2 separate regions of the Homo sapiens genome follow, and region 2 is linked to region 1. The links are chromatin loops, found by intact Hi-C in ENCODE. Cell type or tissue: left ventricle myocardium inferior. All regions are shown on one strand. Each heading gives the region's core, and the rest is flanking DNA. Links, peaks and the distances in the headings are about the cores only.

Region 1 (5,385 bases), core at 196-5,195:
TAGTTGCTATCTTGATTATCAGCTTGAAAACCGTGATCCATATATAGTGTCCAGTACTATTTGAGTTTTCAGGTAACCTAAGGAAAAGTCTTGAAATTGTCTCCCACAAGTAAAGCTGATGGAGAAGTTGTAGGGGTATGGGGATGAGAAGGATTACTGTACACTAACCATAGCAATTAACAATTTGAAAAGAAAATTAAGAAAACAATTCTATTAACAGGATTAAAAAGAAAAAAATTTTGAAGGAACAAGTGTACCAAAAGTGAAATATCTGTACACTGAAAACTACAAAAAATGCTAAAAGAAATTAAAGACACAAATGAATGACAGACATTCTGTGTTCATGAACTGAAATTCCTGATACTTTTGCAATGACAGCACTTTCCAAAGCAGTTTACGGATGTAAAACAATCCCTATGAAAACTGCATACTGATTTGCAGAAAATGAAAAACTCATCCTAAAATTCACATTGCAAAGGGCCAAAAACAGCCAAATAACTGTTGAAAAAATGAAGTGAAGAATTTGCACATTCAAAGTTCATACAGACTAAAACATGATAGTAAATGAAACAATACGGTATTGGTATAACAATAAAAGAGAGCCCAGAAATAAAATGCCCACACAGATGGCAAACTGATTTTCACCAGAGGTGCCAAAACATGTCAATGGAAAATAGTGTTCTAAACAAATGGTGCTTGAAAAATTCAATATCCACATTGAAAATAATGAAAATTGGTCCTTATTTTATACTACATATAAAAAATTAACTGAAAATGAATCAAAGCCCTAAATGTAAGGCTTGAATAGTAAAACTCTTAAAAAAAATTGCATGATGTCTTCACATCTTGGATTTCACAGTGATGTCTTAAACCTGACACTAAAAACATAGGTAACAAAAAGAAAAACTCGACTTCTCCAAAATTAAAACTTCTGTACATCAAAGGACACTATCAAAATAGTGAAAACAGCAAAGTGGGACAAAATATATGCAAATCATGTATTTGGCAATGGGATTAATATTCAGAATATATTTAGAACTCCTACAATTTGACAACCAAACCCCTCACAACCAATTCAAAAAAGGGCAAAGGATTTGAATAGACATTTCTCCAAGAAGCTATACATGTGGCCAATAAGCACATGAAAGGATGCTCAAAACCATTAGTTTAAGGGTACTCTAAATCAAACAATAATGAAATATCACTTCACAATCACCAGGATGAAGGCCGTGGAGAAATTTGAACCCTTGTGTATTGCCATTAAGAATGGTACAAATACTGTGCAAAACAGCTTGGTGGTTCCTTAAAATACTAAACAAAATTATATTTCTCAGCAATTCCACTAGATACATACCCAAATGAAAACAAAGACTCACATAAATACTTGTACACCGCTGTGTATAGCAGTATTATTCACAATTGCCAAAATATGGAAATAATTCAGCCGTTCATTTACAGATGAACTGCTAAGCAAAAATATAAATGTGAATGAGTATAACAAAATATTGTTCAGGCACAAAAAATAATGAAGTGAGAATGTGAATGAACCCTGAAGATTCAAAGCTAAGTAAAATAAGCAAGACACAAAAAGATAAATACTGTATGATCCATTTGTGTGATGTATCCCAACACAGACAAATTCAAAGACATAAAGCAAAGGATATCACGAGCTGAAGTCAGAAGAAAATGAAGACTTATTAAGTACAGATTTTGTATTACGAATGATAAAAAAAGTTATGGAAACAAACAGTGGCAATAGTTACACAATACTGTGAATGTACTTAATGCTACTAAAATGGCACACTTAAAAGCACATAAAATATGCCTTAGGAGGTTGAGGCAAGAGGATTTCCTTAGGCCAGGAGTTTGAGGCCTGCGTGTGCCACATAACAAGACCCCATCTTTACAAAAATGTTTTAAAAACCAGATGGGCATGGTGGCACGTGCCTATAGTCTTAAAGGTAAAAGAAGAAAAAAATAGTAAATGTCAAGGGATGTTTATTTCACTAGTTATAAAACAAACCAAAAAACAAAAAACAAGAAATACAGTCAGTATAGCATGCTGCTTTATGAAAAGGTTTATACATAAACCTATACATAGATTTGAGCCCAGGCTGGTCTCGAACTCCTGGCCTCAAGCAATCCTCTTGCTTCAGCCTCTGAAAGCACATTTTATTATTTTTAAGTGTACCATTTAAGTACATTCACAGTGTTGTGTAACCATCATCACTATTTTCAAAGCCTTTTCACCACTTGAAATACAAAATCTGTCACTTTACTAACTCCCCATTCTCTTCTGACTGCAGCCCCTGGTAACCTTTACTTTAGATCTTTAAATTTGTCTATTCTGTATATTTCATATAGGTAGATCACAGCATTTGTCCTTTTCTGCCTGGCTTTTTATTTTTATTTTTTGAGAGCTCATTGCAACCTCCACCTCCAGGGTTCAAGACAGTCTCCTGCCTCAGCCTCCTGAGTAGCTGGGATTACAGGGCACATGCCATTACCACCAGCTAATTTTTGTATTTTTAGTAGAGATGGGGTTTCACCATGTTGGCCAGGATGGTCTTGATCTCTTAACCTCATGATCCGCCCGCCTCGGCCTCCCAAAGTGCTGGGATTACAGGTGTGAGCCACCGTGCCCAGCCCAGCTTATTTCACTTAGTCTTTAAAACAAAACAAAACAAAATACATTCTTATATCCTCAATACCCTAAATTCTGAAAATTTTTAGAGAAATTAGTATATAAAAGTGTTCTCATTAGCAAAGCGGTTTGGGAACTATGACAGAAAACAGTAAAACTTTTGTTTTAGCTTTTTATATTTATTTTAAGCCACAAAAATATATCCACTGAAAATATTAAAATAAAGAATAACCATAAACATTTAAAAAACATCTTCATCCAAATGACATGGTGCCCCCACTCCATATCCCCAAGCAATTCTTGAGTTAGTAATACTTAAGACTCATCTTATGCACCAGTCCTAGAATCAGCCACTTCTCCAAGGAGCACTAGTTCCTTTTACTAGAGAATAGTATTAGTAACAAAGATCCGGGCAGTAGGTGTGCTTGCTAATAGTGTGGCATCACTGCTTCAGTTCATCTTGGCTGACAGAACAAGGATATACAGATATATATATAGCTATCTATATAAAAATACATTAATCCAAACATGAGTTCATACTGATATCACCAGATATAATCCATTTCCCATAGTTCATTCTACTATCCCCCAATGGGGTATTTGTAGACTCCTACCTCAACAGGGAATAAACTGCTCCCAAGAATACCATTCGTTTTCTTATTTGCAGAATTTCTTATTTTCCTATTTCATCTTCTCATTTCTTTTTCTCCTCCTCTATTTTTCTGTTATTTTCTATTTCTTATTTCACTGTCTTATTTGTAGAATGCCAGTATGTTATAGTTTTTGAATTTCTAAAATTTATCCCCATAACAACTTTCCCACTAACAGCACAATTCTTAGGCATAAGATTGTTTTATTTTGTTTAAACGTAGTTTCATTTCCAAAGATCAGTAGATTTCTCCCATTACTCTCTTCAAAGAGATGATGTGATACATTTATAACAAAATTTATTTGGATACAGTCTATGTTCCATTCTGGAATTTCCTGACCTCACATTATTTTTTTAAATTTTATATACATTAAAGGTTCATTCTTTAGGCTCTAAAGTCAGTTGCTTGTCTTAAATAAGTAAGCTAATGTATCCAAGATAATGTCATATATCCAACAATAGAGCAGCATGCAAAATGATTTGATTATTCTAACATAGCCTGGGGGCTTCATCTAATTATCACTCCTCTCTAAACTCCCTGAAAACACCTGATCTCATTACTATCCTTACAGTTTTTACAAAATGGCAAATAAATAGATTAACAAAGTATGGTGTCTTTTTGTAATGGCTTCTTTAACTTAACAATGTGTATTTAAGATTCAATTTTGTTGGTACGTGAATTCATAGTTCATTCCTTTGCAATATTTAGTAATATTAAATAGTATGTATTAGCACAGTTTTACACACTCACCTAGTGAAATGTATCTTGGTAGTTTCCATTATGCAGCAGTTAGGAATAAGCATTCATACACAGATTTTTGTTAGGAAAGAGACTTTCAAGTCAGTTTGGAAAACGTGCAGAAGGACTTGAGTAATACGTAAAGTCTGTATTTAGTATTATAAGAAACTGTCTTTCAAAATGACTGTTTCAATTTGCATTACCAAAAGCAATGGATTATTTATTTATGTTACTGTGTAACTTACCAGACATAATATTGTTAGGCTCTTAAAAATTTAGACTTTCTAACAGTTGTATGCTAATAGTACTAACTTATTTTTTGTTTTAACATGAATTTACCTAGTAACATCTTTTCATGTTATGTGCAATCTGAGTATCTTCTTCAATGTGTTTCTCTTCATATATTTTCACCATTTTAAATATTTTCTTATTATTACTACTGTTGGGTTTTACAAGTTTCTTGTATCATTCTACAAAGCCCTTTATTCAATATGTGATTTTTACATATTTTCTCCCAGTCTATGGCTCATCTTTTCAATCTTTTAACAGTGTTTCTGAGAGCAAAAGATTTTAATGCTAATTATCAAATATAAGTATTTTTTTCACAAGGATGGTACAAAGTGTTATATCTAAAAACTAATAATAAAGACAACTTCTTATATATTTGTATACTTGTGATCCATTTTGAATTCCATTTTGTGTACAGTGTGAGGTAGAGATCCACATTTTTTCTGCATAAATGTCCAACTGCTCATTATCATTTTTTGGAAGCACAATGCTATCATCACTGTATTATACACAGAGAACACTGTCAAAATCAGTTGACTAGACAAGCCCTGGAAGTCACTTGAGACACAACCAAAAGACAGCTTAGAAAACCAGAATTGGAAGTGTAAACTAGCTAGGCATTCTGGGTCTAGACCAATGTAGTAACAGTATTAGGACCTCCCACCTAAAAGAACAGCATGCCCAGGCTCATTCCCATCACTGAAAATACAAACAGTAGAGCACCCAAAAAAGTAAAAGAACCTAGTGGATCCCTTTTAATAAACGGCATATTCAAAAGTCCTTTTCTAAGTGTCCTTTCATCCCCGTGATGCTGAGACTACCTTCCCCAACACAAAGAGGCACCAGTCAACATGGCTGTGGAAAGCATCCTCTTCCCGTGAAACCAGCAACATTAGAGTGAGAGCCTGAAGGAACACTAAATAAACAAACAGAATAATGTAGAACCACCAATCTCTTACAAAGGAATTTTGTTTAGAACCACAGTCTGGAAGAGTAGAGACAGAATCTACATCACAAAAATGCTTCAATAATCACTTCAAATTCCCTTGAAACAAACGAAAATGA
Region 2 (5,385 bases), core at 317-5,316, 50 kb after region 1:
ATTATTAGAGAAAAGCAAATCAAAATCACAATGAGATACCACCTCACACCAATCAGAATGGCTACTATTAAAAAGTCAAAAAATAGCAGGTGCTGGCAAAGTTGCTGAGAAAAGAGAATACTTACACACCCTTGGTGGGAGTGTAAATAAATTAGTTCAACCATTGTGGAAAGCAGTATAACAATTCCTCAAAGAGCTAAACCCATGCAGAACTACCATTTGATTCAGCAATCCCATTATTGGGTATATACCCCCAGAGTATATTCTCACTATATTATATAAGTAGTATAAATGATGATTTATAGTATTAATCATTGTACCACAAAGACAAATGCATATGAATGTTCACTGCAGCACTATGCACAATAGCAAACACATGGCATGTGAATGTTCACTGCAGCACTATGCACAACAACAAACACATGGAATCAACCTAAATGCCCAGCAATTAAAGAGTAAATAAAGAAAATGTGGTACATATACACCATGGAACATTAAGCAGCCATAAAAAGGAATAAGATCACGTCTCTTGCAGGAACATGGATGGAGCTGGAAGCTATTATCCTTACCAAACTAAAACAGGAACAGAAAATCAAATACTGCAAGAGACACTGGGATCTACTTGAGAGTGGAGGGTAGGAGGAGGGAGAGGAGCAGAAAAGATAACTATTGGGTACCAGGCTTAATACCTGGCTGATAAAATGATCTGAAGAACAAGCCCTAGTGACATGAGTTTACCTATGTAACAAAGTTTCACATGTGCCCCCAAATCTAAAAGTTTTAAAAAGAGAGAAAGAGCAACATATCAACTGTGTCTACTATAATTTTTTTTAATAGAAATGCTATTATATTCTACCTAGGAAACAACAGTAGTTCAATAAGTGTCACTATTTCAACTCTTGATCGATTAATTCATAACATAAAAAGATGTTGGTGTGAGGAATATAAAATATAAACAAACAGGAAATATGCATGCTCATAAACAAATGAAAATTATTATAACAACATATTTGTCACAAAATGTCAACCATTTAAATTAGACTTTTGCTTGCCAAAATGTTATATGCCTAGAACATTTTCTATTTCTTCCTAATTCATCTTCCAAACTTCTTATTCAAGTATAACTAAAGTATTTTCAAACATCCACTGAGATTTATTACAATTTGCTTAATATTTTTCTTAAAAACAGCTCATACTATATACCTTATTTTACAAAAAACTTCAACCCTCGCCATGAGAAATAGAAACTGAGCATAAGTAGAAGACAGTATGAAAACACAATAAAATGAACACATCAAAATCCAACTAGCTTCATTTGCCTAGAAGTGATTTCAAGAAATAATAAAAACAAAGTTCAATAAAGAAGGACACTAAAAGACAGGTACTAAAAGACTTCTTGGTTTTCCCAAAAAAACTGAAAGGGGAAAAAAGAATCATTAAAGAGAAGTTGAATAATGTATATCAATTAAGAAAGATAGTATCTCTGAATGAAAAGTAAAAACAACTGATATAAACTCCGTAATGGCAATATCAATGACACAAGATAAAGCAGGTAAAACCATGGAGACTGCTTGGATGAAGAACTAGATCTGTGAGTGTAAGGAAACCAACATAACTAATCAAGAGATCTTGAGACAGAATTCTAAAAAGTAGAGAGCTACAAAGGCAGCTTCAGAGATCTGAAGTGGTTTAAACTCTTCTTAAGAAAATTACCAATATCAGGGAAAAAGCTATTGAAAGAACCAGAGAGAACAATGTCTACAAAACCAAGATCCATAACTACTATCATCAAACAGACTGGAAAAATATGCACATAGAGAGCAGTGAATTAAAGATCTCACCTAAGTGTTTGGGAATTACCAGTATGAGGACTGAGTACTCTTCAGGACCCATCTCAAAATTCTTAAGATAAAACCAGAAGCAGGACTGCATACAGACATTGGGACTCAAAGAATGACAATATGGCAAGTGCCCGTTTTTCCTTGTTGCCTTCTATATGTTACAGACAGGGTATTGCTGAAGGCTCCAACCCAGGCCACTAAAAAAATCCTATTACTCCTAGCCAAAACACCAGGAAAAGAATGGCATAGAAACTGAAAACTTATCCACAACACTGCCAGAAACCACAGGGTAAAAAAAGTACAGTTGCATTCTCCTACACTCCACCACGCACAGACATAATACGGCTGCAATAGGGCTAAAAAGGAAACTGATATTCTTATCCCAATTACCACTAGGAAGCAGACTGCATACCACAATTTCCCAGCAGAGCAGTGTCAGCAGAACAAGCCAAAAGCTTATCTTCCATCCTTTGCTGGCAAAGGGAACTGGTACTCCGGATTCTTCTGGAGTATCAACAAAGAGATGAGTAAATCTTTCATTCTCTACAAAGTAGAAGCAGATTATGGCACAAAGATTCCACTACAGGGTATTTTAGGCAAGGCCGAACCAAAAGCTGACGTACTACCCCTTTGTCATTTGAACCAGGCAGTGCTCCAATTTTTCTAACCAGATGGTGTCAGTAAATAATGAAATTGGAGTTAATTGTATATCTCCATCTAGTGAAAGTAGGCAGTACTCCATTTCACCCAGCAGGATATTATAAAGAGGGCCCTGTGGAGAGATAAGCTTTATTTATGTGGGAGAAAAGAACAGGGGCACTGAAGTTATTTGGAAGTTTGCAACCTCTTTTTTTATACCTGTTAGCAAGGCCCAACAGGAAGTTGTGTCACTACATACTACTAGCATCAACCAGGCAGAATTGGGCAGACCATAGTTGGCATTCTGATTGCCCCAACCTTCCCTTCCATCAGAAGAGCCCAGAAGGGAACTCACCTCAGTTACTACATCCTCATGCTCTAAAAGATAACAATGTCCAGCTTTCACCTAACCCTAAAGAGAGTATCAACAAACTCCACTAGAAACTTCACTATGCACATTCACCCACTTACACAAGAAGGCCTGCTTTAAAAATATAGAGAGAGAATGGCTGGATGTGGTGGCTCATGCCTGTAACTCCATCACTTTGGAGGGCCGAGGTGGACAGATCACGAGGTCGGGAGTTTGAGACCAGCCTGGCCAACGCAGTTAAACCCCGTATCTACTAAATATACAAAAATTAACTGGGCATGGAGGGGCACGTCTATAGTCCCAGCTACTCGGGAGGCTGAGGCACAAGAATTGCTTGAACCCAGGAGGTGGAGGTTGCAGTGAGCTGAGATTGTGCCACTGCACTCCAGCCTGGGTGACAGAGCAAAACTCCATCTCAAAACAAAACAAGACAAAACAAAACAAAAACCACCAGAGGCTGGGCATGGTGGCTCATGTAGGTAATCCCATCACTTTGGAGGCGGGCGGACCAAGAGGTCAGGAGGTCAAGACCATCCTGGCTAACACAGTGAAATCCTGTCTCTACTAAAAATACAAAAATTAGCTGGATGTGGTGGTGGATGCCTGTAGTACCAGCTGCTCAGGAGGCTGAGGCAGGAGAATCGCTTGAACCCGGGGGGCAGAGCTTGCAGTTAGCGGAGACTGCACCACTGCACTCCTGCCTGGGCGACAGAGAGAGATCCCGTCTCCAAAATAAAAAAACAGAGAGAGACAAGAGGACTGCCTAGGCCCAGGAGTTCAAGAGCAGCCTAGGCAATGTACTAAGACCTTGTCTCTAAAAACATAGGAAAAGCTAACAAAAAGAAAACTATGTTCCAGACATCAAAGTGAAAAACAAATTCATGAAATTATAGACTATCAAAAGTAATATTATTCCAATGTACTTAAAGAAAACCCAGTATTCAGTGGATGAAAAGACAAAAAACAAACAGGGAGAAAGTAGTCACAAACCACATATCCCACGAAGTACTAGTAAATAGAATCAATAAAGAACTCTCAAAACTCAGCAGTTTCAAAACAATTCATTAGAATTTAGGCAAAACACAGACACATATACACATTATCAAAAAATGCACTAAAGAGGCAAATAAGCACATGAAAAGATGTTTAATATCATTAGTCACAAATAAAATGCTAATTAAAACCACATTCTGCAACTGGCAAGGAAAATCATTGTTTTAGACTGTGCTCTCCTCTCTCCCAAGCAAGCATAAATACTCTCAGAAAACTTCCCCAGAACCACAGTTTCGAAGGTGAGAGGAGGAAAGTGGATGTAAACATTCTACATCCTCTACCATCTCAGAATCTTCACAGAAAACACACTTTGGTCCTATCCCACAAGAACTACTAGGAATGCCAGAAAGCCTGACCCACCTGGAGTGAACTGGGGACAGACAACAGATTGTGGACCACACTGACTGGTGAAAGAATCCTGGTGAATACTTTGAACTACAAACAGAAGGAGAAACACATTAAAGAGACCAGTTGGCACCAAGGTACTACAAGGGGCACAATATGCAGTAAGGTCCAAATTTCTGTTGAGATTTTCCACAGGGCCTCGATATCCAAAGCAGTCTTTCCCTCGTCTGGAAATGAGCAAAAGGTCAGCATTAAGTTCCAGTAACTATTTAAGTCTTCCCCAGAAGGGGAACATAACAGAGTAGCAATTTAGTTTTGCAGCAGCATTTAATATTTTGTGTTCACTGTAAGTTCCCCAAACTAGGAACCACCTACCTACAGGGCAATGAGTTTGTTCCTGTCCAATGTTTTAGTTCTGGTGGTCACTATGAGTCTTCTCCAAAATGGGAAAAGAAAACAGTCCAGTGTTTATTTGCAATACTAAGTAGTAAAGGTCTAAACCACCAAAGAACACTTGCAAAAACTGGAAGAGGAGGCTATTTCCTCAAAGGTGCAGCATCTACATAAAGTCACAATGATTGCAGAAACTGAAGGAAACAGATACAACCAAAAGAAACCAACAATGCTCCAGCAATGTACCCAAAAGAAGTGAAGATCTATAAGATGTCAGATGGAGAATTCAGAATAACCCTCCTGAGGTTCAGATAATCACAAGAAAACAGAGAAAGAAAAGTAAATGAAACCTGGACAACAAGCCAGGAAAAAAAAATAAGAAAATTGACACGAATAAATAAAAAAACAAACCAAACAGAAATACTAAAAATAAAGAATGCAATAACTGAACAGAAAAAAAAATCAGACACTTTCAAAAGCAGACTTTGAAAAATGAAGGAAGAATTACCAAGCATCAAGAAAGACCATGTGAAATTACACAAAGGTGCAAAAATAGAGGGCTTACAAGAATTATGGGTAATTATCACATAAAAAAAGCCTCCACATAATAAACATTCCTGAAAGAGACAGGCCTAGGATGTGTATTTAGGAAAATAATTTCATAATGCTAGAGAAACATGGCACCACCAAGTAAAGAAGCTCAGCAGTAACCAAATAAATTCGATCCAAAAACAAAATACACAA

What was found. A loop is a pair of places that touch in the nucleus more often than their neighbours do. Peaks named below come from ENCODE experiments on the same cell type or tissue, not always from the same donor. Only the 100,000 strongest peaks of a DNase experiment are listed, where the experiment ranks them.
Region 2: a loop joins it to region 1, with 2.4 times the contacts of the local background. A loop is called at or near these places in 3 of 110 quality-filtered maps.

Annotation. Positions count from the first base shown.
Region 1 is chrY:13,371,683-13,377,067 of GRCh38, forward strand. All of the region lies in intron 8 of UTY (ubiquitously transcribed tetratricopeptide repeat containing, Y-linked), which reads right to left. Among named protein-coding and RNA genes, the nearest start is that of MIR12120, 100 kb to the right of the region's middle. In left ventricle myocardium inferior, for the core only: no CTCF peak of the experiment used is centred there; no DNase peak of the experiment used is centred there.
Region 2 is chrY:13,421,139-13,426,523 of GRCh38, forward strand. The region is part of intron 4 of UTY (ubiquitously transcribed tetratricopeptide repeat containing, Y-linked); the gene reads right to left. Among named protein-coding and RNA genes, the nearest start is that of MIR12120, 55 kb to the right of the region's middle. In left ventricle myocardium inferior, for the core only: a CTCF peak has its summit at 2,567; no DNase peak of the experiment used is centred there; H3K4me3 peaks cover 837 bases; H3K27ac peaks cover 1,504 bases.